Linked DNA regions of Mus musculus: all the other regions are linked to region 2. The links are chromatin loops, found by intact Hi-C in ENCODE. Cell type or tissue: left cerebral cortex. All regions are shown on one strand. Each heading gives the region's core, and the rest is flanking DNA. Links, peaks and the distances in the headings are about the cores only. Region 1 holds the start of Ercc1 (excision repair cross-complementing rodent repair deficiency, complementation group 1). Region 2 holds the start of Eml2 (echinoderm microtubule associated protein like 2). Region 3 holds the start of Opa3 (optic atrophy 3). Region 4 holds the start of Gm51441 (a long non-coding RNA gene).

Evidence for each region. A loop is a pair of places that touch in the nucleus more often than their neighbours do. Peaks named below come from ENCODE experiments on the same cell type or tissue, not always from the same donor. Only the 100,000 strongest peaks of a DNase experiment are listed, where the experiment ranks them.
Region 1: a loop joins it to region 2, with 4 times the contacts of the local background. A loop is called at or near these places in 9 of 42 quality-filtered maps.
Region 3: it touches region 2 in a loop (2.0-fold over the local background); 11 of 42 quality-filtered maps call a loop at or near these places.
Region 4: a loop joins it to region 2, with 3.0 times the contacts of the local background. A loop is called at or near these places in 18 of 42 quality-filtered maps.

The regions. Positions count from the first base shown.
Region 1 is chr7:19,337,823-19,345,112 of GRCm38, forward strand. Ercc1 (excision repair cross-complementing rodent repair deficiency, complementation group 1) reads left to right here and starts at 7,249. Exons shown (of 10, transcript NM_007948.2): 1 at 7,249-7,290. In left cerebral cortex, for the core only: CTCF peaks have their summits at 5,018 and 5,823 (motif pointing left); DNase peaks (open chromatin) are centred at 3,419, 3,795, 4,281, 5,000 and 2 more places; H3K4me3 peaks cover 1,944 bases; H3K27ac peaks cover 2,222 bases.
Region 2 is chr7:19,174,669-19,181,958 of GRCm38, forward strand. It overlaps Eml2 (echinoderm microtubule associated protein like 2), which reads left to right and starts at 1,753. Exons shown (of 22, transcript NM_001347582.1): 1 at 1,753-2,093; 2 at 4,559-4,777; 3 at 4,858-4,981; 4 at 5,083-5,187; 5 at 7,041-7,069. The coding sequence starts at 1,946. It overlaps Mir330 (microRNA 330), which reads left to right and starts at 6,797; the gene lies at 6,797-6,894. In left cerebral cortex, for the core only: CTCF peaks have their summits at 3,928 and 4,649; DNase peaks (open chromatin) are centred at 1,757, 2,361, 2,714, 3,567 and 4 more places; H3K4me3 peaks cover 3,952 bases; H3K27ac peaks cover 3,491 bases.
Region 3 is chr7:19,224,381-19,231,670 of GRCm38, forward strand. Opa3 (optic atrophy 3) reads left to right here and starts at 4,009. Exons shown (of 2, transcript NM_207525.3): 1 at 4,009-4,204. The coding sequence starts at 4,063. In left cerebral cortex, for the core only: CTCF peaks have their summits at 2,158 (motif pointing right) and 3,673; DNase peaks (open chromatin) are centred at 2,662, 3,243, 3,737 and 4,366; H3K4me3 peaks cover 2,910 bases; H3K27ac peaks cover 2,324 bases.
Region 4 is chr7:19,292,363-19,299,652 of GRCm38, forward strand. It overlaps Rtn2 (reticulon 2 (Z-band associated protein)), which reads left to right. Exons shown (of 10, transcript NM_013648.6): 5 at 714-921; 6 at 1,241-1,379; 7 at 1,486-1,555; 8 at 2,057-2,103; 9 at 3,089-3,147; 10 at 3,354-3,802. The coding sequence ends at 3,432. Gm51441 (a long non-coding RNA gene) reads right to left here and starts at 719. Exons shown (of 3, transcript XR_003946609.1): 1 at 437-719. Gm26802 (a long non-coding RNA gene) reads right to left here. Exons shown (of 3, transcript XR_881870.1): 2 at 6,693-6,795; 3 at 5,898-6,325. In left cerebral cortex, for the core only: CTCF peaks have their summits at 3,674 and 4,870 (motif pointing left); a DNase peak (open chromatin) is centred at 3,638.

The DNA.
Region 1 (7,290 bases), core at 2,287-7,286, 160 kb after region 2:
TATGGTGCTTGGGGCAGAACTCAGAGCTTCTAAAGAGATGGGTGAGCACTGCATGGTTGACCCAACCTCCAAGACCCTCTCTAGTGATTTGATCTGTTTGCTAGCCTGTTTCTTAAACTGCAGCATAGACTCAGTCTGCCCAAGCGCCCCCCCCATTGACGCGAGACTCCTCCTTTGAGTTTTCTTTGGCCACAGAGAGCATCTGCGCCTCCTTCACTGTTGCATCCCCAAAGGGTACCACAGCTCAGCAAAGCTCCTAAAGTTCATTCATTCATTCATTCATTCATTCCGGACAGGGTCTCTTGTAGGCCAGGCTGGCCTTGACTCTTGGTCCTCCTGTCTCACAGCCTCAAGTGCTGGGATGACTGGTGTAGGATGACATCACGTCTGGCTGTGTTCTGTTTTATTTTGCAACAGGAGCTTTTTTGGAGGAACCAACAGGGGAGGGCAGGGGAGGGGTGAGGGTGGGGACTCTAAGCAGAGGCCTTCCCACTGAGCCACACCTCCCAGGCTCTCTGCTTTGCTGGTTTCTGTAACATTCTCAGCAGAGTTACATTTGTCTACAGTTTATGAAGAAAACACTCTACCTAGTTCTCCAGAGCTTGAGAGATGCCTGTTACCTGTTCCTGCCCAACCTGGGCTACAGGGCAAGACCCTGTTTTGGGGGCGGGGAGGGGAGAAAGCAAAGCAATTTAAAACCTCAAATTCTGGCTAGGAGATAACTCAGCAGGGAAAAGGGTAAAGGTGCGAGCCAGGAAAGCCTGAGAACCTGAGACAGATCCTGGAACCCGTGTAAATATGGGCGAGAGCTGCCTCCCTCCACGGTGTGCCAAGGCATGCCCATGCCCCACTCTCTCTAACACAGTAAAATTGTCAAGGAAACCCAACCCTTTAGCCAAGGATGGTGGCTCCCACTTATGACCTCACCACTTGGGAAGCTGATGAAGGAGTATTGCTGGTATTTGGGGGAGGGTTTGGTTTCTTCCTGGGCCAGCCGGGCCTCTATGGCAAGGTCCTGTTGCAAAATAAAACAGAACACAGCCAGACGTGACGTCATCCTACACCAGTCATCCCAGCACTTGAGGCTGTGAGGCAGGAGGATCAAGAGTCAAGGCCAGCCTGGCCTACAAGAGACCCTGTCCCGAATGAATGAATGAATGAATGAATGAATTAAAATTAAATACAAAGAAGTCACCAGGTGCCGGGCAGTGGTATCATACACGTTTAATCCCAGCACTTGGGAAGCAGAGGCAAGCAGATTTCTGTGAGTTTGAGGCTAGCCTGGTCTACTGAGCAAGTTCCAGGACAGCCAGGGCTACACAGAGAAACCCTGTCTCAAAAAAACAAAACATAACAAAATGAAATAAAATAAAAGTCACCAGGCCAGCAGGATGGCTCAGTGGGTAAAGACACTTGATATTTGACACCAAGCATGATGGGTAGCCTGGGTTCAACCTCCAGGTCCCGTGTCTTGGAAGGAAGGAGAGAGAAAAACACTCATAAGAACATTGTTCTTTGTACTGCATGTGAGTGCTGTGCACATGTCCCCTCATAAATAAATGTAAAAAAAATCAGTTGTAAAAAATAACAGTTAGTATAATAAAACAATAAAACAGCCACATCTGTAGAATGTCCTCCATCTGAGACAGGACATCAGAGACAGTGGCCTGACGTTCTGAGTGACAGGAGGCCACAGTCTGGAAGATTGCTCTGGTTCTGATGCCAGCCCTGGAGCTGCCCGGCTATGACGTAAAGCCCCCTTCCTCCCGAGTCCCAGTTTATTCATCTACAGAATCAGAAGTCCCAGGCTGGGCATGAGGCTCAGTGGACGCAGTGCTAACCTAGCATGGGTGAAACTTCCTGCCTCCAGCGAGGCATAACCAGATGTGGCTGAATTTGTCATCCCAGTACTGGAGAGGAGAGGCAGCAGATTGGGAATTGAACGTTGTCTCCAGCTACATAGAGTTTGAGGTTAGTCTGGTTTATGTTAGACACTGGGCGGGGGGGTGGGGGGGGTGGGGGGGTGGTAAGAGGAGAGGAGAGAGAAACAGAGGGAGAAAAGAGAGGGACAGAGGAGGGGAGAAGGAGAGAGACAAAGAGACAGGCAGAGAGGCAGAGAGGGTGACATAGGTGGGGAGGAGTTGGGCTGGAAAAATGGTTCGCTGGCAGATGTTTGCCGTCCAAACCAGGCAACCCAAGTAAAGATGAAAGAGGAGAACTGATTTCATAAACTTGCTCTCTGACCTCCATCCTTTGTTATTTGCATTCACACACACACCCCCACACACACCACACACACAAACTTATAAATAAGAGAGTAATAATAATAATAATAATAAATAATAAAAAGATATGGTGGTGTTCACCTTTAATCCTAGCACTTGGGAAGCAGAGGCAGGCAGATCTCTGTAAGCTCAAGGCTAACCTGGGTTACATAGGGAGTTCCAGGCTAGCTTGGACTACATAGAGAGACTCTGTCTCAAATACATACATATGTATACATACATACATACGAAAGAAAAAAAGGATAAATTCAAGAGACATGCAACAATTCATTAAAGTAATAAATTTCATGTACAGTTTACTAAAAGTCCACATGCCTCAGAACTCAGTCAGAAGTGTCACTGTTTTTGCTGTTTTTAGCATGCTGTAGATTAATTAATTTTAATTAATTAAAATTAAATACAAAGAAGTCACCAGGTGCCAGGCAGTGGTATCATACACTTTTAATCCCAGCACTTGGGAAGCAGAGGCAAGCAGATTTCTGTGAGTTTGAGGCTAGCCTGGTCTACTGAGCAAGTTCCAGGACAGCCAGGGCTACACAGAGAAACCCTGTCTCAAAAAAACAAAACATAACAAAATGAAATAAAATAAAAGTCACCAGGCCAGCAGGATGGCTCAGTGGGTAAAGACACTTGATATTTGACACCAAGCATGATGGGTAGCCTGGGTTCAACCTCCAGGTCCCGTGTCGTGGAAGGAAGGAGGGAGAAAAACACTCATAAGAACATTGTTCTTTGTACTGCATGTGAGTGCTGTGCACATGTCCCCTCATAAATAAATGTAAAAAGAAATCAGTTGTAAAAAAAAAGTACAGTACTATTTACCTATTTGACTCCATACTTTGCTTTTTTTTTTTTTTTGAGGCAGACTGTTTCATGCAGCCTTTTCTGCATGGCCAGTTTATGCAGTGATGGGGATTGAATCCATGACGTTGTCGACGAGGCAAATGCTCTGCCAACAGAGTTATTCTAAGGCCATTATTTGACTTTATGAAGACAGGGTCTTGTTGAGTAGCCCAAGTTGGCCTGTACCCTTTCGTCCTCTGGCCTCAGACCCTGGGGAGGGCTCGCATCTGAGTCCCTGCCTCCACATCCAGTTTAGACTTGTTAAGTCTTTGCAAGACACCATCCTTGGGCTTCAATGAGCCATCACCCTTCTCTCTCACGTTTTTGTCTGTGTCTGGTCTGCTGTGATTCCCTGCAGGCTCCATAAACTCAGCAAAGAAGCACAATAAAGTCTGCTTAGTGTCTACACGTGATTGTGTCCTTAAGGGGGGCGGGGCTGAGGGCGCCTTGGGTTGTACTTTGGTAATCACACCTCTCCCGGACTCCCTAAGGCCCCAATGCTAGGACCCCCATGACCTGAGGACCAGGTGGCCCAGGTGTAGGCGACACAGTGCAACACTAACCATGGTTTGCAGTGCGCCCCTCCCGGGGTTAAAACGAGGCTCCCGGGCCACACCTGCACATGGCACCTGCTGCAGGGACAGAAAGCAAGCTGCTGTTGGATCCATTTTTCCTTCTTGCCATCACTTTTCAATCCATGCTAATCGGCTAGATTAAATTTATCTTTAGCTCTGTCTCGTGTTGCCCTGGACACCGCTCATTTATCCCAGGCCACTAGGTCAGAGGGACAGCGCTCTAAAGTAAGCGTATGAGTTCTCAAGTCTTTGGAGGCAGGGATAAGCACTCCAGGCAGGAGGAACATTCCAGGGGTTGGGGGTGGGGGTGGGGCAGTACAGAAGACACGTTATGGAACGATGGCTGTCTGTGGTCAATGAGTCTGCGCCGCCATGCCTAAAACATTTCAGTACTCCTCCTAGTGAGAAGCACGTGTTCCTACCTGGTCCAATTTCTTTGGTGGAAGTTCTTCCCTTAATCCAACTGCAGTGCCTCTGCTACAAACATCTTTTGCTGTGTATCTATTCATCCACGGACACATTGTCCCAGTGGACACATTGAGGTGCAGTAGTAGAAGAGGTGTCCGTGAAGGCGCGGGGGTCGGGTCCGGTGCGCTCCACTGTCCCCCCATCCGGGGGCCTCCACTCCGGGCCGGGTGAGTCAGCCCCGGGCGGCTCCCGCGTCATCCAGGCCGCTCTGCTCCACGCTATTTCGGGCTCCGGGCACTATAAATAGAAGCTCTCACAGCCGAGGCGAGCCAGCCCCCCTCTCTGCTCGGGCCCCCTGTGTCCCCGGCCCGCCGCGATCGCCGTCACCGCGGCTAAGTTTAGAGGCGGGTGGGGACGCCGGCCTGGTCACTGTGGTCCCCCACCCTCGCCGCCGCAGGCGGAACCTTTGAGGGTCTCCAGCTGTCCAGCTCCTTTTTAGTCCAAGCCCCCAGTTCTCCATCCCTTCTGGAGTGCAGAGGGGAACAGAACCGTACTTGATACAGGAGGAAGAAACCCAGGAGGAAAGCTTGACCGGGATGCTAAGAGAGATCATTTGAACTCAAAGTGGGATCATTTGAACTCAAAGCCCCCGAGTGGGAGGACCTCGATCTGGATATGCAAGGCTCAGTGCAGAAATTGAACACAGAAAGCAAACTTGGGGATGCTGAAGAACTAGGAGGAACTTTTCCCGCCCTTGACTAATGCAAACGACTCAAAGTCACAGCCGTGGGCGGTCGGGACGCAGGTTGGCTGCGGTAGGGATGCTCGCCGCCTTCCCGCTGGGTCCTGAGCATCCCGCGTGGTCCTTCCCAACCCACCCGAGAATCCTATAATAGCGGGGCGCAGGCGACCCCTGGCGGTAGAGACGAGAGTTGCAGGTTCAAGACTTGGGATACCTTTGCCCTGTGGGAGAAACACATCTCACACACGGAGTTAGGATTCTACTTAGCTTGGTATCTCACACACGCTCGCTCTCTGACATTTCAGAGATTCAGAGACACGCGTCCTTGTATTTTATTTTTTAAATGGCATGTAATTCTGTTTTGTTTTATGTGTATGAGTGTTCTGTGTACTTGGTACCTTAGGAGGTCTGAAAAGGGCGTCAGATCCCCTGCAACTGGAGTCACAGATGGTTGTGAATGCTGTGAATCTAGTCCTCAGCAAGAGTAGTCAGTGTTCTTAACTTCTGAGCCATTTCTCCAGTCCCTGGTTCTTTTTTCATGGGGGAGGGGGTAGTGGGAGAGTCTTCCTATGTATCCCTGGCTGATATGGAAGTCACTGTATAGATCAGGCTGCCCTTGAACTCACATAGATCGCCTGCTTCTGCTTCTCCAGTGTTAGGGTTGACACCAATACATCCAGAGGTTTTGGTTTTTTTGTTTGTTTTGTTCAGGGTCTTGCTTTGTGGCACAGGCTGGGCTGGAAGTCACTAAGTAGGACATAAGCTAGTTTGGAACTTGCTCCAGTCCTCCTGCCTCAGCGTTCTCGGTGCTGGGTTTACATGCGTGCTGGTGGTTGCCACCACTCACTGCGGTCTTACTGCACCCTTTTAACCTCAGCAAATGATTCCAGGTAGAGAAACTAAGGCATTCAGTGGGAACTTGCCTCTGTCAGCGCTTCCTTCACAGAACACACGGTTCAGGCGCGCCCTCTAATGGCAAGGCTTATGCACGGCACTCTGATTCCTTGGCAGCTCAACCCCTTTCCTTCCTAGGATCAACGGTTACTTACTATTAAATTTGATAAATTAACTAGTTTTGAGTCAGGATCTTATTTTGTAGCTCTGGCTGACCTGGAAATCACTCTGTAGGTCATGCTGTCCTCGAACTCACCGAGATCCGCCTGTCTCTGCCTCGTGTGTTGGGATTAAATGTGTGAGCCATTTCGCCTGGCTACTATTAATAGTTCTGTTTTGTATCACACTTCCAAAGGCCTGGGGCCATGGCTCAATAGTAGTGTCTCTGCCTAGAATTCACAGCGTAGGCATGTGCTTGTACACACACACACACACACACACACACACACACACCTCACAACTAGGAAAACATTAAAAAAGATATAGAGGGATTACATATGATGACCTTTGGGCGTGCCCTCTCTCAATACACGAAGACCAAAAGAAAATGGAGAATACGTTGGTAAATGCATGCAAAATTTTAAATGGAGAATTTTTAAAAGTATGAACTCGAAGGAAAGATTTGCAGCCTAATGAAGTGACTAACAGCATCAGCCCTTAAGCATCACTCCAACAAATGGGCGGTAATCAAAAGATGCTCATCTCCTTTTCCTCCCCCTTTTTAATTTAAAAAACCGTTGAATTGCTCATTTCGAAAAAATGGGCAAAGGATATGAGCCAATCTTTGTTAAAAGGAATAGGCAAAGGAAATGAGCAAGAACAAAAAATATATAAGACCATTAAACTATTTCCTTAGCAATCACAGAACTACAAGTTGGAACGGGGTGAAACTGTCCTTCCAGGAAATGAGTCATACTAAGTCATTCATGGGGCCCAGGTCTCGGAACACAGGTGTCCCTTCCTTCAGGAAGCCCGTCCTCACACCCCAGCTGGGTCAGGTGCCCCCTAACACGGGCTCAATGTCCTCTGGGCTCTCCCTTCCCGACCCTGCCCGCTCTGGGTTGTCCCTGTCTGACTGTCCCACTGGACTTTAAGCCACAGCTGTCGGTATCAGTCCCTGCTTGGGATGCAAGTGGGGAATGGCTTAGAATGAGTGAGTCAATGTCTGTGGGCTGAGTCCACCCACGCTTACAGGGAGGGCGTCCTCTGAAATCTCACCTCCCTCCTCTCTCTCTCTCTCTCTCTCTCTCTGTCTCTCTCTCTCTTTGTCTCTGTCTCTCTCTCCTTTCCTCCTTTCCCTCCCCCACCTCCTTTGATCATCACTGAGCCGGATCTGGAGTCTGGGAAGCGCTCAAGAGGGCCTTGGAACACAACTACTTGAAGTCAAAGTCTCCCAGGTACCAAGATGCACAAGCTTCCATCCGCCCCAAACCACAGCGGTCCTCCAGGACCATAGAGAGCAGCGCGAATAGAGTTCCCCGCTCTAACTCCTCCGGGGAGCAGCGAGACGAGCGAAGGGCCAGAGCGGCCGGAAGTGAGTCTA
Region 2 (7,290 bases), core at 1,346-6,345:
TTGGTATGTCTGAAGACAGCTACTGTGTACTCATATAACATAAATAAATCTTTTAAAAAACAAAAGAACAAGAACAAATCAGGAACAAGCATATTTTCTGAAATTGGGCCTTGTGGTATATGCCTATTAATCCCAGTACCAGAGGGTTTGGAGCAGGAATATTAGAAACTCATCAGACACCATTCTCTTAGCTATGTAATGAGTTGGAGGCCAGCCTCAGGTACATGAGACCTATATCAAAACAAACCATAGGTAGACTAGGAGTGAAGCTAATGTTTTCCCAGTACTTGGAAGGCTGAGGCAGAAGGATCACAAGTCTGAGGCAACTTGGGCTACTTAGTTTTTTGCTAGACTGGACAACAGAGAGGAATACATCAAAAAACAAAACAAAACAAACAAACAAAAACCCAGAGCCAGAGGTCTGGCTGTGGTGACACTTAACTCCAGCAGTCCTGAGGCAGAGGCAGGAGGCTCTACTGAGTTGGAGACTAGTCTGGACTATATATCAAGTTCCAGGACAGCCAAGGTTACATAGTGAGACCCAATCTTTAAAAAGAAAGAAAGGAAGGAAGAAAGAAAAGAAGAGAGAAAGAGAGAAGAGAAGAGAAGAGAAGAGAAGAGAAGAGAAGAGAAAAAGAGAAGAAGAAGAAGAAGAAGAAGAAGAAGAAGAAGAAGAAGAAGAAGAAGAAGAAGAAGAAGAAGAAGAAGAAGAAGAAGAAGAAGAAGAAGAAGAAAAAAAAACTAACATAGGTAGGGATGGAGTCACTGGCCTGTAACTCCAGATTTTGGGAAATGGAGACAGAGCATGAAGGTAAGGAGTTCAAAACTGGCCTAGGCTATATAAGACCCTGATTCAAACAACAACAAAAAACCCAGGTATGGCAGAGCGGGCGCAGGGTAGGGTGTGGGCTGGGCTGGACTATAGAGTAATGTCTTCACTCAAAAATACAAGACAACAAAACAAAGCAAAATGAACCCCGTGGTCTGGGTCATGACTTGGGAAAGGCGGCCCCATCTTTAAATCCATTGTCAGTTTCTGTACCCCCTCCTTCCCTCCTAGTTCCCCAGTTTCCGAGCCTGCTCTGACTGACACCGCCAGCTGGTCCCGGGTTTCACAACTGGGTCTCTGTCAAAATACGGACTGGATAACGCCTTCCTGAGAGAGGAGGATTGTAGGAGCTAATAGCTTCTGTGGATGAAGTGGATTGGAAGGTTAGGGCGGGGCTAATGACTTGAGGGCGGGCTCTAAATTCTGAGGGCGGGGCTAACTCTACTAGAGCGTCTGGTCCAAGGTTCCAGTCCTGAGATGTTCAAGGGGGTGTGGCTATTTGCTCTAGGGGCGGGATTAGAACTTTTGTTGTTTCTAGATTTAGGGGGTGGAGCTAAGAGCCCTGGGGGCGTGTCTAGCTCTAATAAACAAGGAGCGGGGATCCGGCTAGGATACAGGCGCAGGTTATAGAATAACCTGTCATATTTAAGGTTTCAATGTCAAGTTCTGGTCGTGCGAGGGGACTTATGGGAAATCAGATAAAAGATTTAGAGGAGGCTTTCGGGAATAGGAGTGTCTTCTTTCACCCCATCCTCCTTCCAGAGCTGAGGGGCGACGCTTCAGGATGAAAAGCAGGAAGGACCCTGCCCCTTCAAACCCGTCCGCATCCTTATTGGCGGAGGAGCCTGCGCGACAGACTCTCATTGGTTCCTAACGGGAGAGGAGGGTGTAGAGAGAATACACTCAGGTTTGTGGGAGGGACCAGACAGTACCTAGGGGGACCCCGACGCAGCCAATCCTGACCTGAAGACTGTTGCGGGGGTTGGGGGAACGGACAGAGCAGTCTCTCGACACCCTTACAGGGCATCCTAGGGGATGACCCCTGTGCCAGGCTCAGAGCCGGCCGCCTGATGCTGGGTGGGCCGTGCTGGGGATGCTGGAACGAAGGGCGTTGCTATGGCAACGGGAGGCAGGGCCTGGGGGGGGGACCGGGCCCGAGCTGGGGCTGCGGGGGCCGGCGGTGGCTGTGGTGGGGCAATGGCGGAGCGCGGCCCGGCCTTCTGCGGCCTCTACGACACGTCCTCTCTGCTGCAATACTGCAACGGTGAGAGCCCCCTTCCTAGTTCAGACCCTGGCCCCGCCCAGGGTGGACCTACCTCCTCCTGCCCCAACCCTTTTCTTCCAAGTCCTTATCTCCTCCCTTGTGAGAGATTCTCCCTTTCTCCTCATCAACAGGATTCTGACCCCAAAACAAGGTCCTTTATCCCCAAAGTCACGATCCTGCTCCCCCTATCCCAACAAACACCTGCTCCGAAGGTGTCCAGACAGAGGGAAGGGTAAAGATCGTAGAGGAGCCTGTGAGGGAGAGGGCAGACCTGGGGTTGGGGTAGGGAGTCAGCTCGATGTGGAACTCTTTCTGCCCCCTACCTCCTCAGCCCCTTCCCCGGGACCCTTCCCTGTCTTTGGGCATAGCAGGGGGAAATGCTGAATTGAGGGCTGGGCTTGGGAATAGTAAAACAGCAGAAGACTTTCTGTACACTGCACTGTCTTCAGCTTTGCCTCTGCCCCCTCTCCCCACCCCAGGTAGAATCCTCTTCTCCCCTAGACAAATGTGTATGGCGCCAGTAGGGCCATTTTAGTACGAGGGGAGCTGGGCTGGAGGAGTGGAGAGGTAAAGAGACGCGGAGAGTGGACACTGGTCTCTAGGCCAGGAAAACGTCCAGGAGGAAGCCAAGAGCTTGAGTCATGGGGTGGGACCATCAGGCCAAGCAAGGCCTCAGATGAAAGCTGACGACCGTTCAGGGTCAATGTGCCCCCATGTCAATCAGGGGGCCTTGCCAAAGGATCATCTCAGAGTTTGGAGGTCACTCCCTTGGGCACACAAACACTTTGCTAGGGACCCCTAGAGTTGGCAAAGGAACTAGAATGTTATTTAATCCCCCATCTACCTTCTAAAGGTTAAGGACCACAGGGTGTCTCAGGCTAGGCCAAGTATGGGTTCTGGTCCTGAAAGAAAAGCTGTGTCCGAATCAAGTGGCTGGGATCTTCTGGATGACAGTCCTTGATGAGGCCTCTACAGCCATCAGAGTAGAGGGTGGGGGTGGGATAGCTGCCATATTTATTGGTTCATCTTATTTTGGATTTATTAAGCTCATATCATGATGTGGGAAACATGTTAAGTGTGGGGCCTAGCTCTTGTATTTCCAACGGTAACATTATTTACCGGAGGTAGAAAAGGGCTCAAAATAAGGTGGGTTGCTGGCTCCCCTACCCCCTACTGGCTGTGCAGTCCTTGGCTTATCTCTAAACTCCCTGACACCGTCTTCTTCACAGGACCCTGGGACTTCCCGATAGAGGTCTCAAGTCTCTGCAATCTTCTCCCTCCGACCTCGAGAGCCCCCCTCCCCCCTCCTTCTGCAGGTCCAGACACCGAACCTGCGGAGCACTGGGTGGGTGGGGGTAGAGGACGGGGTGGCAGGACAAGGCAGGCGATTGGATCACGGAGGGAGAGGGAGGGGGTGGAACAGGAGGCTGCAGTGCGTGAGTCCAGCGGGCAGGCGCGGCTGGCTTAGTGACGGACACAGGACTCGGGATGGCAAGTGAGACCTCCGAGCCCGCTAGCTGTTCCTGCTACCATCTTTACTTGACACGGGCTGGAAGCCAGGGTCTCCTAGATTGTCTCAGCAATGAGTCTGGGTAGGAGTGGTCTGGAAGGGAGGTGGAGGAGGGCCACTTAGAATCCCCCACCCCCGTGGGAGGAAGGACGGGAAAGGAAAATGATGAGGGAGTCATTTAAAACTGAATCAATAGACGGAAGAGAAGGAAAAGAGCTAAATCTGAGGTGGGGCTATAGAGGCAACATAAAGTGGGACCAGAGGACAGAAACTCCCTGTGGGGAAAGCGATCGGGTGTCATCTCTGTCCTGTAATCCCCATGTCGGCCGCCAGGGGTCATAGAAGCTCTGTCCTTAGGGCTTCTTGGCGGGGCGAACCCGTTGGAGAGGAGAACGAGGGGAAGGGATGAACAGGACTGGACCTTTTGAGCTTGAAAAGTCTTGGATACAGCGAGCGAATGTTGGTACCCGTGACAGAATATTGTCGTTCATCAGAGGACGTTGGGAGAGCGTTCTAGAACGTTGTCACTGGGAATAGCTTGATGTCATCTTTAAAATGCTGATACGACTTAAAGGATATTTCACATCTTAGTCACAGAATCTTAAAACCAAAGCGAGGCCCCGGAATTGGTGGAATCTGTATGAAAAAGAGGGACTTCCCCCAAGGTCGCATGGTCAGGACACTGTGGTAGAGAGAGGAGGTGGGGATTTCCTTCCTCCTTGCCGGAACCCTCCTCTTCGGCCCATCTCCGCGCATCCTCATCGGCCCCAGGTTGCAGGAAAAGCAGAGAGTGGGGCTGGTCCCGGACAGACCCCGAAAAGCCAGAGAGACTCTCCTGGTCTTTGGAGCGCTCCCCCGCACCCCTCCCGTCCCGTCCCGTCCCGTCCCGTCCCTCCCCCCCCCCCCCCCCCCCACCTCCTGGTCCCCTGCAGCCCGCATCTCCTTGGCTTTCTAGATGATAATCTGTCCGGCACCAGTGGCATGGAGGTGGACGACCGCGTGTCGGCGCTGGAGCAGCGGCTGCAGCTGCAAGAAGATGAACTGGCGGTCCTAAAGGCGGCGCTGGCGGACGCGCTGCGTCGCCTGCGGGCATGCGAAGAGCAAGGCGCGGCGCTGCGTGCGAGGAGCACCCCTAAGGGCCGGGCGCCCCCGCGTCTGGGCACCACCGCCTCGGGTATTTTGGTCGGGGTGGAGGGTATGAGGACGATGCACAAAGGCATGACCTCATGTTCATATCTAACCCTATTGCTCCAGTGTGTCAGCTCCTGAAAGGCCTTCCCACCAGGACGCCCCTCAATGGCTCCGGACCCCCGCGACGCGTGGGCGGCTATGCCACCTCCCCATCTTCCCCCAAGAAAGAGGCGAGCTCTGGCCGTAGGTAAGGCAAGAAAAGCGGGACCCCAGGCTCCTCTCGGACCTTGCTGAAGAACAGGGCTATACCGTTGCGGTATAGCCTTCATCACTCTGGTCTTTCTGCAGCAGCCGTCGCTACTTATCACCTGAGCGCCTGGCCTCTGTGCGTCGCGAGGACCCCCGTAGCCGTACCACATCTTCCAGTAGTAATTGTAGCGCCAAAAAAGAAGGGTAAGTTCGCGGGTGGGGCCCCAACCCTAGACAGGCAAGGGAATGTATGGGGAATTAAAGCCAGACCCCTGGCCACGAGGTTATATCCTAGAGTGACTCTGGTGGAGTCAGAACACAACAGTCAAGAGTCTCTGTAGGGAATGTAAGAATCAGAGGTAGGATTATGGTCAGAATTTGGGGGTGTAACTGGAATTAACTTGGTAGAACCAGAACCTAGGGCGGGGACCTATCATTTCAAGAACCCTACTTCAAAAGAGGTTGCTTGGTATAGTGGGTGTGGCTTAAGATTGGGCGTGGCTTAGGTGTGTGTGTCAGATCTTACAGGATAGCTTGGAAAACGTTGGGACCCTGTCCAGTGAAATTGGATAGAGTCAGATTGCTTAATACGACCCAAGAAAAGAGGTGGATGTGACATTGTTTATTAAGAGGGAAGCCAGGAGTGACCATGGCTCAAGCCTGTAACAACGGCGGCTGAGGCAAGAGGATGCCAGGAGTTTGAAGCCAGACTGGGTTACATGATTACACTTTAAGTTTCAGTCCAGCCTTGATTACAGTGAAACCCTGTCTCAGATTTATACATACATACATACATGCATACATACATACATACGGTGCATGGGGGTTCACAGCTCTGATCCCAGGACTTGGTAAGTGGAGAGAAGATCACGGGTTCAAGGTCGTCCTTGGCTGTTTACAGTTTGAAGACAACCTAGCTACTTGAGACTCTGTCTTAAGAGACAGAGACAAACACAGACAAGAAGACAGAGCTAGTCCAGTACTAAGTTAGAAAGAGGGTGTGGGTGTGTGCAGTGGTGGACGTGGTCAAGTATCTAGAGGCAGGGCTCAATGTGTAAGGGTGGAACTATACTGACGTAGAAGGAGCAAGGACTTAAGAGTAGGCTATAGTAAGTCTAAAGACAAAACCCAAGTCTCCTGAAATAATAAAATCACATTCTCAGTCAGATGATTGCCCGCATTAGCAGCTATCAACCTCACAATCATGCTAGGAAGTGTAGCTATTCTATTCAGTTTTTGAAATGAGGAACCCGAGGTAGAAGTTGGGCAACTTGTTCATACTTTGAAAAAGAGGCAGAACTGGGGAGATCTGATCTCAGGCAAGCACACCTCTGAGTCTGTGCTATCAACCGTCATCTACCCCTCACCCTATACAAAGAGTCTTGTGTCTAGATTCCTTGGTCCCGGCAATGGGACTCAGTGACACCTGACGCCTGCAGGGGTCAGCCGCGGGGGGCGGGGCAGGGGCGGTGGCGCGGGCGACTCCCAGGGCCGGAAGCGGCGGGGCCGGTCCGGGCTCCACCCCGGACCCGAAGCTCCGCCAGCAGCCGCCATGAGTAGTTTTGGAATTGGGTGAGACCCTCTTTCAGCACCCCTCCTCCCTCCTCCTGCCCTTCTCGCCTCAGGAAGAGAAGGTGGAGACACGCCCCTTCCTCTGAACTTTTCATCGTCTTCCTGGCTGCTTGAAGTTTGGGGTGTTGCTGGGTAGGGAGGGAAGGAGCGCCGGGGAGCGTTTTGTTGCTGTTGCCTAGGAGGGAGGGTCCCTAGTGACTCCGGTCTTCCAGGATCGCGTGCCTGCCACATCGTGCTGTGTGACCCTTTGGCGATCTCTGCCTCTCTGGGCCTGTGTCTTAGGCTCTTCAAGATCCAACGAGCAAAGCACAGGGCCTGCAGAGAGGTAGCGCTCTGCTCCTTACTCGCCTGATTATTCGTTCCAGACCTGCAGAGCCCCGGGGTTAGGGGAAGTATTCCTTGTCCTATCTCATATGCTTGCTAAAACACTTATTTTCTTCTTCTCCCCTACCCCTCTTTCTCTCCCCTGCATCTTTTCCTGACAGGAAAACCAAAGAAGTTATCTTCAGCATGGGTAAGTGTGGAGGATGGGCGTGAGTTCAATGATGGTAGCCTGCTGAAGACTTGGGGTCCTGGCTTCTGGGCCTTTGGTTGTCTGCCTTCAGTTTATGCACCTGTTCAGAAAGGAAGATGGAGGGGAACAGGGAGGAAGAGAAGCAAAGAAGAGAGAAGGAAAGGGGAGGGAAGAAAGGATGGATGGAAGGAGGTTTGGTCTAACCTAGTAACCCAGCATTT
Region 3 (7,290 bases), core at 1,602-6,601, 50 kb after region 2:
TTGGTGTTCTGCCACATCACTGCTGTGGTGGTCAGAGGACAGCTGAGGGAATCAGTTCTCTCCATCCACCATGAGGGGTCCAGGGAGTCACTCAGTCTCCAGGCCTGGGGAACTTGACCTGCTCAGCTAGCTTACTGGCCCATCCATTGCCCCTCACTTGTTTTTGTACTAGAAGCTGATTCCGGGGTCTGCCCACACACCCATTCCCTCTTAGTCTTGGTTAGTTGCTAAGGCTGGTTCGGAACTCTTTGTAGTTCATACAGGCCTTTAACTTGTCATCTCCCTGCCTCAGTCTCTTGAATACCCAGGATGATGGGCCTATGCCATCAGGACCAAGTTGATTTTTTTGGACAGGTCTCATTGTGTAACCCTGGCTGGCTTAGAACCCAGACACCCCCTTTTCTTCTGCCTCTTGAGTACTGGGATTAAAGGCACGCCACCATGCCAGTGGGACCAGTTTGGGTTTTTTTGTTTTTTGTTTTTTGAGAAGGGACCAGTTTTTAGGACTTATGTTGAAGGAAGACAGTAGAAGAAACACAGAGCCTGAGGGATTGTGTAACTTGAGCCCATTCTGGGAAAAGGGTGCCCAAGGGGCCTGGGTGGAAAGGGCCTCTGGGAACCAGCCCACGCCCTGGTCCAGGATAGTCACTGAAGAGGCTGCAGGGCAAAGGGTGGAAGGTCTTACAGTGCTGGGTGGGGCCTCCCTGTTCCTCCCCTATCTGTCTATTCCCACGCCCAGGGTGGCCAGGGCTGCCTGCCTGATGTAGCTAATGATATCCCTTCCTCTTTGTGTCTTAATGGGTGATCCAGATGCTTCGGTGGCTCCTTTCACCAAATAGGAGGGAGAGGAAGTGCCTGGCTCTGGCTAGCCTGCTCCACCCCTGGAGTCAAGAAATGGCAGATGTCTCTATGGTGTAGAAACAGGCCGCTGAGATGGGAAAATCTCTCTCTCTCTCTCTCTCTCACACAAACACACACACACACACACACATACACACACACACACAGAGTGTCTCTCTCTCTCTCTCATCTGAAAAGTCCCATGGAACCCTTCTCAGAGAACTGAGGAGAAGGCGTGAAGAGGACTGGGGGCTGCAAAAGCACTTAGTAAAGAAGCAGGTTTGTGGGTAGGAAAGGTGAGTGGAGTGGAGGGGCTTCAGAAAGCACTGATTTGGGAAGGAGATTGAGATGGAGGCATCTCTGCATGGTGGTGCAGGCCCCAGAACCCTCAAGACCAGTGCAAGAGGACCATAAGTTTGAGGCTAAACTGGGTTGTATAACAAGATTCTGTCTTTGCAACAAAGCAAGACAAACAAAATGTATTGAACACCTACTGTGTGCTGGAAGCTGTTCTGAGAACTAAGGACACAATCAGAAAGGAAGATTTACATACCAGTTTAGAGGTTTCCTAAAGCCTTCCCAGAGATCCTAGACTCCCTAGGAGGTCCTTTGGCCACCAGGGTTAGAAGATGACCCTGGACTTCGACTCAAGAAGTGTTATCTCCACCCTGAGTCCTGTGGAAGCTTGAGCCTCAGTTGGGATGTCTGTAGAATGGGAAGTGGCGACTCTGAAGACATGGCTCCGTGGTTAAGAGATGGACTGCTCTCCCAGAGGACCTGAGTTCTGTTCCCAGCACTATGTCAGGTGGCTCACAAATACCTGTGATTCCAGGTCTAGGGGCTCCAGCGTCCTCTTCTGTCCTCTGTGGGCAGTACTCATGTGCACATACCCCACACACAGGTACACACATATGCACATAACTAAAAATGAACAGTGAAGGGGAAGGTGCTGTCCAAAGAAACCATGGAGCTCACCAGACACACGTCTTCAGAAGGACTCCTGCAAAAGTGGTTCTCAACACTCGGGACATTCAGGGCTGGAGAGATCGCTCAGTCGGTCAGAGCACTAGCTGCTCTTCCAGAGGTCCTGAGTTCAATTCCCAGCAACCACATAGTGGCTCACAACCATCTGTAATGGGATCTATTGACCTCTTCTGGTGTGTCTGAAGACAGTGACAATGTATTCACACATTAAATAAATAAATAAATAAATAAACAAACAAACAAATCTTTAAAAAAATCCGGACATTCTTAATAATTTAGATGTCAAGGTCACATATGCTCTTCCTGATTTTTTTTTAAAGATTTATTTATTATTACATGTAAGTACACTGTAGCTGTCTTCAGACACACCAGAAGGGGGCATCAGATCTCATTATGGGTGGTTGTGAGCCACCATGTGGTTGCTGGGATTTGAACTCAGGACCTTCAGAAGAGCAGTCAGTGCTCTTAACCACTAAGCCATCTCTCCAGCCCTCCTGATTTCTTCCCAGTAGTGGACATCGAACCCAGGGTCTTATAAAAGCTAGGCAGGAGCTTTTACCAAACACAGCTACACTTTGCCTCTTTGATGGACATCTTATTTTATTTTTGTACATTTTATTTTGAGTCAGGACTCACTAAGTTGCCCAGGCTGACCTTGAATTCATTATGTAGTCCAGGCTGACCTAGAACATTCCATCCTCCTGCTTCAGCTTCCTGAGTGCTTCCATGACAGCTGTGTGACACCAGGCCCAGCTGCCACCAATATAAATGAAGCACGGGTCCCCTGATGCGAGGACTTGACCAAAGGCACTGATGGGAAAGTCCGGGGTCCCTTGGCTATGTGTCACCAGTTTTTTCTCTTGATAGCCACGACCCCTCTGCTCCTTTGCCTTCCGGTCCCTTCCCGTCCCCAACTACCCATCCTCACGCCACCATCCAGGAATTTCTCTCAACTAAGTCTTGACTTTGTTTATATGATTTTGCTCCCTGCTGGGTAAGGGAGGACAGTCTGGGACATGTCCTTAAAGTTCCTTCCTGAGCCAGCTCCCTGGGGACCCTTACCCTCCAAAGGAGGAAGTCAGGCTGCTTGAGAACCAGTGATATTAGGCAATGTGGTGGCTGAGAAGCCCCGTGTCACCCCGTTCTTATGGGACCCTCAGTCTTTCACTCGGTTACTTGGGAAAAGGATGGATTAGCTGTAGTGCACATTTGGGCTTTGCGGGACATGCTCTACATGTAGTTACTTCCTGTGTTTTACATTCAGGATTCACACACAAAGCTGACTAGTAGAGCCACTCAGTGAGCATGGCGCAGCGATAGAGTCACCGCCTAACCCCCTCCCCCCTGGGAGGAGCTGGAGTCTTTTGCTCAGTGGTGGAGCCCCCCTCCTAAGATGGGAAATGCCTTGGGGTTCAGAGACACAAGCCTCACAACACAGAAAACACAAGACAGGTACTGTTATGTGTGACATTTTGCTCACGGGGATGCTGACATCAATGCTGGGCCGTGTAGCGCAGGGCTGTGATCCCAGCACCGCACTGCGGCACAGACACAGGAGGATCAGGAGTTCCAAGGACAGCGTAGGCTACACATTGAGTTCGGAGCCAGGCTGGGTTACACGAGACCGGCTTTTAAAAACAATTAGGGGAAAAAAAACAACAACAAAAAAAGAACGAACCGATTTCCTGAAGGGTTGAGTCACTCCTCCAACTTCAGAGAGTGAGTAAAGCGGCAGGTCTGTATGACTACGCGCTGACTCGCTCCCCTCCCCGGCGAGGGCACTAACCGCCGGGAAGGCGCACCCCGACTCTTTAGACTTAATTGGGACTCACCAGGCGCCTCCTATGGGCAGGGAAATCGACTCAGTACGTGACATCACGCAAGACGCGGTGACGTCAGTACGTCGGGACTAGGGCTCCGGCCACGCTCCCACGAGCGGCCGTTTAACGGCACCGCCCTCTGACGCTTCACTTCCGCCGCACATTTGCATACCCAACGTACGGACGTCGAGGCGTCGACGCGGCGACGTCACGAGCGCCCGCCCCCCCCCCAGCAGACAAACACCCTCCCCACCACCTCCGCCGCGAGCGTGCAAACGCACGCTCCTACGTAGGCACGTAGGCAAGTCCTTCCTTACGCAAGCACGCACGGCCCACGGGCGGGTGGGGGAGGAACGGCGAGGTCGGCGGCGCCCCGCCCAGTCAGCAAGGTTGCGCGTGCCCCAGGGCGGCCGCCGAGATGGTGGTGGGCGCGTTCCCCATGGCGAAGCTGTTCTACTTGGGCATCCGGCAGGTTAGCAAGCCGCTGGCCAACCGTATCAAGGATGCTGCCCGCCGCAGCGAGTTCTTCAAGACCTACATCTGCCTACCGCCAGCCCAGCGTGAGTCTCACCCCAAGGCCTCTAGCCCTTCCATTCCCGATCTTTCTAGTTCAGGGGAACGGCGTCTGTGCTTGACCAATCCCGGCGCGAACCGGCAAAACGCTATAGCCAATGAGGATGGCTTCTGCTAGAGGGGCGTGTCACTGACCCAATAGGGAAGAAGGGAGAGCAGTCAGGGGCGTCACCGCGCGAGTTTGGAATGCAAGCCAATAGAGAAGAGGGCTTCTGGCGGTTGACGTCTACACCAGCCAATAGGATGAGGTGTGAGAAACACCAGGGTGGAGCTTATTGTCAGAAGTTAGGGGCGGGACCGAGAAGAAGTCCCCTTAGCGATCCGCTTCGGAGCCATCCTTAAGAGAGACACTTGACTACAGAAACCCCAGTTTGTCCCTCAGTTTCCCTTCGGCCCTGTGGGTGATTTGCGTATCACCCTGGGTTTAGAGCACAGAGCTTGTGCGTTAGTTTTACACTGAGTTAGGGTCGTGATAGTGTTGGAATCTTGCGACCTGGCAAAAGGATGAACCCAGAATGGGCGTCCTTCCGTTTATTTATGAGTTTCCTCACACCGATCCTTTTCGTTCGGTAGCCGCACCGTGCAGGCTTCTTAGCCCGACACTGGGAAAGATACGGTCCTAATATGTCCGCATTATGTCAGGAACTGTAGGCAGACTCGAGTTTAGAGCAGCCGGGTGAGCCAAGGGAGTCTCCTGAGCAAAGACCTCACTTGCTTCGCAAACGCACCAGATGTGTGCTCCTAGAAAAGACTGATCTCTGTAAAGCAGAGACGAGGGGGAAGTCTTTGTAATTTACCGAGAACTACCGTTCATGTTTGTCCAACGCCCCATGTAGCTTATAAATGATATGATGAGTGTTTGTTTTGAGCTGACCCTGCTTATAAAACAACAGGGTCTATCTACGCCAGTACCAGTCTGTCGAACCAAGACTCATACAGTGACAATCTAGATGGGATGGCAGAGCCCACTAGGTACCTGACCTGACATAGAGTACAAAGAGCACTTCCGGGTAGAGGGAATATTCCAACTGAGACTGAAGGGTGAGGAGAATCTCACCAGACCACTGAGGGACATTGTTGGCTCCAAGGGTGGAACATAGGCACTAAGGGGACCCTTGACTTTTCTCCTCCACATGTGTGTTTAATAAGATTCTTGGTCATTTTGGGTTTTGGTGGAGCTTCTGCCTGGGCCAAAGGTCTTGCAGTGGAAATTTTGGGATTTTGAAGCAAGAAATGATGGTATAGACTCACATCCCAGTGTTTGGGAGGTTGAGACAATAGGAACAGGTCAGCTACCTTAAGATACCTGATTGAGTTCAGTCTGGGCTACATGAGACCTTGTCTCAAAACCAAAGATAAATAAATAACTAAACAGACAAACCAGCCTGTCATGGTGGTGTACGCCTTTAATCCCAGCACTTGGGAAGCAGAGGCAGGTAGATCTCAGATCTCTGAGTTCAAGGCCAGCCTGATCCACAGAGTGAGTTATAGGACAGCTAGGGCTGTTACACAGAGAAACCCTGGCTACAAAACAAAACAAACAAACAAACTGGTCCCATATGTTTGTCAATCTCAGCACTTGGAAGGCAGAGGCAGGAGAGTCAGTGCAAGTTATGAAGTATCTTTACTTATAAAGTGAGTTCCAAGATCTGCAGGACACAAACCAGGGATGACAACTTAAATTTATAGAAGAAAAAAGTAAGCCATCGCAGGCAGGAATTTGGTCACTCTCCAAGATCACACTCCATTACAGTCAGTTCATCATGGTAGAGGCTTGTGCCAGAGCCTAGCTGTGGACTCTGGACCTCCTGGCCTGTTCAGCTTCCTGCTTTTCTTCCAAGTCCTGGGACTAGTCTTAGCTTTGTGGTTTAGGGAACGGCTTTACCCTGCCCCTTCAATGATGACTTTGGGCAGGGGAACATAACCCACCTGAGCCTCTGTTTCCAGTTCTGTACAGAGGCTATGGAGAGACAGGAGCAGTTAGTGCCTGCCTACTGTGGTCCAGTCTGTATTCTCCCAGCCTGTAGGGCACCTAGTCCTTAGTGGCTGCAGTGGCCTTGCTCTCCCACTGTATGGATGTCCTCTGTGCATTTATGCAGCCTGAAATGCTGTCTTACTGTGAGGAATATGAAGATGTAAAGAAATCCAGGCCTCAGGGATTCCTATCGTCGAAGATAGGCCACAACCAGAATCAATGCCTAAAATATAAAGTAGGAAGTCTAGCCAGGCATGGGGACACATTCCAGCACTTGGGACTCGGAGGCAGGAGGAGTACCTTGAGTTTGAGGCCAGCCTGGACTGTAACATAAGCCTCAGTTTCAAAACCAAAAAATAAAAGCCTGTTAGGTGGCAACAACTTTTGTGGAAGAAAAGAAATGAGGTGAAAGGAGCTCTGTAAGCAGGGGTTCTTCAAAGGTCGCCCTGCCTCTGCACATGGAATGGAGGAGACCAAGGCAATTCGGAGAGCGCTCACGTGAGGACCGGGCCTGACCACTGGAAACACCTGGGCTTTTTGCCTGAGGGGCAGGGCTCATTAGAAGGTTCTGATCCTATGCCTGAGTGTGCATGTGCTTTGCATGTGTGTATGGTGAGTGTAAGTGTGAGTGTGTATGATGAGTGTGTGTGAGTGTGTGTGTGGCCTTGAAGATGGAACACAGGGTCTTGTGTGCACTGGGTAAGAACCTTACCACTGAATCACAGCTCAGCCTCAAGGCATAATTTACTAACTTTTTGTGACTGGCTCTCACGTAGCCCAGCGGGCCTCACACTTGCCATGTACTAGAGGATGACCTCAGGCTTTTGATCCCCGTCTCTCACTGCCACATGCAGGTGTACAGGCATGGAAATCTATACATCTTACTGTATGGCTTCAACAACTTCACTGTTTTGTGTTCCCCTGTGAGCCTTCCTTGCCCACTCTACTGATCCCTCCTCTTTCCAGCCAGCCCTCTTTATTTCATGACTCTTTCTTTCCTTGAGACAGGGTTGCCCTGGCTAGTCTACAGCTGGCTGTGTGGACCATGCTGAACTCAGAGAGACCTCCCTGCCTCTGGAGTTCTGAAATTAAAGATAG
Region 4 (7,290 bases), core at 715-5,714, 120 kb after region 2:
GAATCTCTGTGAGTTCAAGGCCAGCCTGTTCTGCATAGAAAGTTCCAGGACAGCCAGGACTACATAGTGGGACCATATCTCCAATAAATAAAACTTGTCAGGCATGTAGCTCATAATATAATCATAATATATAATATAATATAATATAATATAATATATAATAAAAGATTATAGACAGACAGACAGATGGGTGGGTGGGTGGGTGGATGGATGGATGGGTGGATAGATGGATGGGTGGGTAAATGGACAGACTGACAGACAGACAGATAGATACGACTGGTCAGGGATGTAACTCATGATAGATAGATAGATAGATAGATAGATACATACATACATACATACATACATACATACATACATACATACATACATACACAGTCAGACAGACAAACAGATAGATAAGACTGGTCAGGGAAGTAGCTCAGTTGGGTTTTACCTAGCATGCATGAAGCCCTAAATTTGATCCTTAGCACCTCCTTGAAGCACTAAAGGGTAGAGGCAGGAGTATTTGTCTTGAGTTTGAAGCCGGTCAAACTTAACTCAGTCTAAGAAAAAGAAAGGATGAATTAGAATAATCAGGAGTTCAAGACCAGCCAGGGTTTCATAGTTTGAAGTCAGCCTTAGCTTCATAGTGAGACCTTATCTCTAAAAAACAAACAGAAAGGGAGTGAGCTTGGTCAGGTCGGGTCCCAACATTGTCTTCTTTTCCACAGTGGCAGACCTGTTGTACTGGAAGGACACCAGGACGTCGGGAGCGGTCTTCACGGGCCTCATGGCCTCTCTCCTCTGCCTCCTGCACTTTAGCATCGTGTCCGTGGCTGCGCACCTGGCCCTGTTGGGTCTCTGCGCCACCATCTCTCTCAGGGTTTACCGCAAAGTGCTGCAGGCCGTGCACCGGGGCGACGGCACCAACCCTTTCCAGTGAGAATGCTTGGCCCTGCCCAGCCCCCGCCGACGGACCGTCCATTGTGACCCTTGACCTCAGCTCACGCATTGCCCTCTCTCATCCATTTTCATTCTGACCATGAACCCTGCTCCCCTGTAAATCCTGACCTCTCCCTTTATCCTTGATAATTCTTGATTCTCTTTCCTAATCTTAAACTTGACCTCAGCCCTCTCTACAAAAATCTTCAGCCCTAACAATGGTTTTCTACCAAATGTCCTGTTCTTAGAAAGCTACTTACCCAAGTTCGAGCCCCGCCCACACAGAGAACCACACCACACCCCTTTATCCCATCAGGGCCTACCTGGACATGGACCTGACCCTGACTCGGGAGCAGACAGAACGTTTGTCCCAGCAGATCGCCTCCCACGTGGTCTCCACAGCCACACAGCTACGGCATTTCTTCCTAGTGGAAGACCTGGTGGATTCTCTCAAGGTACCCCCAAAACTGCTCCGGGACTCTCAACTCTCTCCTCTGTGCCCGTGGTGGGGGGTGGGGCAACAACCTGTATGTCTTTCTGACATCGAGCCTTACCCCACAGCTGGCTCTTCTCTTCTACATCTTGACCTTTGTGGGAGCCATCTTCAACGGCTTGACTCTTGTCATCCTAGGTGAGCTGGGAAGGCGGAGGCCACGGGAGGGGGGCGGGGTGGAGGGTGAACGGGAGGTTGGGAGGGGTGGGGGGTTGGGGGGGTGGAATATGGCTCCACATGGAGGGTAAAGAGAATCTTCGTGTGCACTGTGTGGAAGCATCACCTGTCAATCAAAAGCTGTTGGGCTATTAGCTTAGGGAGGAAATAGGGGGCCCGAGCTCCTGCAGGAAGAGAGTAATAGAATCAGGGTTTGCCCTAGTGCTGATGAGAGGGTCTCATGAAACTGAGACGAGGTAACCAGCCATGTGGCATTCATAGAATAGAATAAACGGGTTAAATGAGATAGGGGCTTGTCAGGGAACAAGCCCAAGCTAGCCCAAGCATTTGTTCATGAAATATTGAGTCTCAGAGTCGTTATTTTGGGAATTTGGTCGGGAGTGGAAAAGCCCTCAACGGAGCTGACCCTTTGCCAGGAGAACCTGACACCCCCATCCCCCATCTCTCTCTCTGCATCTGTAGGAGTGGTTGCTTTGTTTACCGTCCCCCTTCTGTACAGACAACATCAGGTGAGTATGGCAAGCTCTCCATTGCCGACATGGAAGCCAAAAATGGGTGGTGTGACTGCCTCCCTTCTATAGCCAAGGTCCCACAGACATCATGTCCCAGGCAGAGTCAGGAGCTCTGTAGACACTCAGCACTCGGAGAGTGGGGCAGGAAGATGGTATGAGTTTCAGACCAGCTGCATAGACTCCACCAGTGAGGGGCTCGCTCATGGCTCAAGGAAGGGAGGTAAAACATTTCTCACGTAAAAGCCTGTGGAAGGCCATGAGTTCAATGTCAGTGCCACCAAAAAAGTAAGGTGGATTCAAATTCGTATTAAACTACTGTTAATATGTCACTCCCAAATCAGAGCATGGCCCAAGCTGCCAACCCTCAGGTCTGAGATATGTGGGTGTAGCATCAACAATCTGAGGACCCAGGAGGCCGGGGCAGGAGGATCATTGCATGTTCAAGGCCAGTTAGGGCTATGTCGCAAAGCCCTGTCTGAAAAACTAAAAACCAGGCAGAGGTTGTAGCTCTGTTAATAGAGTCCTTACCTAGCACGAAGGCCCAGGTTTAATCTCTTAGCAGTGCATAAAACAGGTTGTGGTGGTGAACATACGTAATTCCAGCTGCAGCTACATTGCATGTTTGAGGCCACCTCAGGCTACATGAGACTCCGTTTCGAAACAAATAAGGCAGAAAGGCCGGTTATGCCAGGCAGTGGTAGTACACGCCTTTAATCCCAGCACTTGGGAGGCAGAGGAAGTGGATTTCTGAGTTCGGGGCCAGCCTGGTCTACAGAGTGAGTTCCAGGACAGCCAGAGCTACACAGAGAAACCCTGTCTTGAAAGAGAGAGAGAGAGAGAGAGAGAGAGAGAGAGAGAGAAAGTCGGTTATGGTTCTCACAGTTGAAACTGGAGTGCCAGGACCTCTTTCAATGTGGGATGCTGCCTTCAAGCATCCTACATCAATTACCCAGAACCCTCTTTGTCTCTTTGGTCTCCCCAGGCCCAGATTGACCAGTATGTGGGGTTGGTGACCAATCAGTTGAGCCACATCAAAGCTAAGTAAGTACATGAGAAGATGACAGGGAGGAGAGTGGAGCCTGGGATATTTGCTTGTGGGTTTTCTTTTGTCTCCCCCCCCCCCCCGCCCCGCCCCCAGCTCCCCACTTCCTATCTCAAAGCAGGTCATCAGGTGGAGGGCAGGTGCTATCTTCTGCACCTCCTCCATCTCAAGTCACACCTCATGGCCCCTAATTTTGCTCCCTCAGGATCCGAGCTAAGATCCCGGGGACCGGAACCCTTGCCCCAACAGCATCAGTCTCCGGATCCAAAGCCAAAGCCGAATGAGAGGGGTGTCTTTGCCCGATGGACGCCTGCCTATACCCCAGCAGCCCTCTTCCCTTCCATTTCCCGTGCATCCACACCCTCTCCCACTCGGCCGAGCCATTTCCCAGTGGGAAGTGCCTGAGCGACCCGGACTACATTTCCTAAGAGGCTCTGCTCTAAGAGTCCAGGAAAAGGCCGCGGAGCCTGCTGGGACTTGTAGTTGAATAGTCAGGACGCTGCCCTGCACTTCCGTGACCCACCGCTGGAGGCGCCGTGAGGGGTTGGTGCCTCTGAAGCCACCAACCCCTATGCTGGGGCTTTGCATGGGGCCCAGGCGAGCCTTGAGCTTGGATTTACACTGTAATAAAGAGTCCTGTGGAAAATTCACTGCATTCTGTGTTTTAAAGTCCCTCCACGTACATCTTCCTACACGGAAAAGAATTAAAACAAACAAACAAAAACATTAAACAAAACAAAAAGAACCTCTAGCGATAATGTTATCCTTAAATCCCAGCATTCAAGAGTCAGAGGCAGGTGAATCTGCACAGTGAGTTTCAGGACAGCCAGGGCTATGTAGAAAGCCCCTGTCTCAAAACAACCATCAAGCCGGTGGCGCACGCCTTTAATCCCAGCACTCCGGAGGCAGAGGCAGGTGGATTTCTGTGTTCGAGGCCAGCCTGGTCTACAAAGTGAGTTCCAGGACAGCCTGGGCTATACAGAGAAACCCTGTCTCGAAAAAAACTTTAAAAACCCCCCAAAACTAAAACAAACAAACAAAACCATCAACAAAAAGAAATGATTGGGGGATGCAAGAATGATGATCTGGTAAAGGAAGCAGTGGTCTGAGTTGAATCCCCATGGTAGAGAGACCGCCTGCAGTAATGTCACCTCTACATGTGCTCCATCGCATACCTGCACTACCCACAATGAACATGTGTCATTTAATCATTTAATTAAAAAAATAAAGTTAAAAAATAAATTCTTGGGGCTGGTGAAAGCACCTACCTTCAAGCTGGTCACCCGCGGTCCATCCCTGGAACCACGTTGTGAGCAATCAGAAACGACTCCTTCAGGCTGTGTTTGCACAGCCCTATATATGCATTCAAAAATAAATGTTGTTTTTTAAAAGCCTGGCATAACAGAGGGAGGTGGATCTCTGTGAGTTCGAGGCCATCTAAATAATCATACCTGACTCAAAAAAAAAAAGAAAAAAAGAAAGAAAAAGAAAGGAAAAAAAAATAAGATCAGTGAGTCTCCCAGATAAAGGCACTTGCTACTCAGACTTGGCGGTATGAGTTGGATTGGGGGAATCGACCAAAAGATTAAAGCAATGCAGGGCTGGAGAAGTTGATTCGGTGGTTAAGAGCACCAGTTGCTCTGCCAGAGAACCGGGGTTTGATTCCCAGCACCCACAGAGTGAGTGGTTCACAGCCACTTCTAACTCCAGTCTCAGGGATGCCCCCTTTTGGTCTCTACAGGCACTGCATGCACTTTGGTATACAAACATACACGCAGACAAAACATAAAATAATATTGGCAATAAAGAATGGGAGACAGAGCTGTCTCTATGACGTCATCCTCTCACCTCCACATGTATGCACACATACTCATGATAACAATAAGAAGGTTTTCCAAGTGTGACCCAGCAGAAATGCTCAATCTGAAAAGCATCTACGGTTTTATTATTATACTCTGTGATAGTGTTTCCCAGATGTCAGCCATTCCCTGTGAGGTCCATGCTAGGGCTGTAGTTCAGTGGATGGGTACTTGCCTAGTATATACAAGGCTTGGGTTTAATAGCCATCAACGCCTGCCACAGAAATGCCTAATGGGCAGCCAGACTTGGTGGCACATGTCTGTAATCCAAGCACTGAGCTCCAGGCCTGAGTTCCAGGCCAGCTACATAGTTCAAAGTCAAACTGAGCTCTAGTAAGACCGTCTTAAAAGATCAAAGGCTAGGTATGGAACTGCCTAGAATCTTCCAGAGAAGGATGGAGGTGGGGAGTGTGGCTCAGTGGTAGAACCCTTGCCTAGAATCCCCCAGTGCAAGGCTGGAGTATGGCTCAGTGGTAAACAGCTAGCCTAGCTTGCCAAGGGCCCTGGGTTCCATCCTCAGCACCATAAATAAAACAGAGAAAAATAAAACAGAGCAAATACCTTCTATAAAGAAATGTTACTTCCTACCTTGGAAGCAAGCCAGCATTGTTTATCAGAATAGACTACAGCAAAGACAACCACAGAAATGTTAAGATTATTGCGCCCTCACTTCCCCCTCTCTCTTTTTGTATTTTGATTTTTTGTTTTGTTTTGTTTTTAGAGACAGGGTTTCTCTGTGTAGCTCTGGCTGTCGTGGAACTCACTTTGTAGACCAGGCTGGTGTCGAACTCAGAAATCCGCCTGCCTCTGCCGCCCAAGTGCTGGGATTAAAGGTGTGCGCCACCATGCCCGACTGGGGCTTTTTTTTTTTTAAGATTTATTTATTTATTATATGTAAGTACACTGTAGCAGTCTTCAGACAATCCATAAAAGGGAATGGAAGCCACTATGTGATTGCTGGGATTTGAACTCAGGACCAGTCTGTGCTCTTACCCACTGAGCCATCTCACCAGCCGATCACTTGGTTCTTGATATATATATCATTGTAGGAGATGTTATAGACATTGCTCTATCTACATAGTGTGAAAGTCAGGCATGAAGTGCAGCATCTAACTAATCAAACCGAGAGGGTCTGGGAGACACCTAAGTAAGTCACTTGCAGCCAAGCCTGATGACCCGAGTTCAATCCCTGGAATACACAAGATGGAAGAAGAGAACTAACTTCCAAAAATTGTCCTCTGCACCCAGGAGGCAGAAGTAGGCAGATCTCAGCAGAGTCACATGCCAGTCTGGTTGAGGTAGTGAGATCCAGGCCAACCTGGGTAACATTTTTTTTTCAAATTTTTATTAGATATTTTCTTCATTTACATTTCAAATGCTATCCCGAAAGTCCCCTATACCCTCCCCCCCCTGCTCCCCTACCAACCCACTCCCACTTCTTGGCTCTGGCGTTCCCCTGTACTGAGGCATATAAAGTTTGCAAGACCAAGGGGCCTCTCTTCTGGGTTATGTTATTAAGTTATTAGACAACCCATCCCAACTTCAAAACTGCAATATTTGTATCTCCAGCCGAGTTCTACTTTTAAAATTTAGTTCACTGTTGCTGCTATTGCCACTGCCCCCTCCATGAGGCACTTGCTTAGCAAGGGAAAGGTCATAGGTCACAATCACAGTATGTCACATACCTGCACGGAGAATGGCAAGGTGGCCTAGAGGGTAAAGGTGATTCCTCCAATGGACATGGTAGAAGGACGGAGCCAACTCTGCAAGTTGTCCTTGCACACGCACCTACATGAAAAAATGTTGTTGTTTTTTAAAAAATAACGTTTTCTAAAGATGCTTTCTAAGACATCTTTCCCAAGACATTGTGTTCACATCAAAGAATCAGGTGAGGGGAGAATTCTGGTGAGTAATGGGTCCAGGAACACTAAAGCCACTGGCCTATCTCAGCACCCTGACTCAGGACACACACACACACACACACACACACACACACACAAAGTTTCAGAATTGATGTAGCTCTAGCGCCTCCCAGAGGCCAGCCCAAAAGTCGACCCAAAGTGTAATTCATTGGTTCCTTGTGATTCCTCTATGGCAGGAATTCTTAACTTGTGGTGGGGACCCCTTTGGGGGTGGAATGACTCTTCCACAGGGTCATCTAAGATCACTGGGAAACACAAATGCTTACACTACTATTCATAACAATAGAAAAAATTACAGTTATGAAGTATCAATGAAAATAATTTTATGGTGGTGGTGGAGTCACCACAACATGAGGAAATG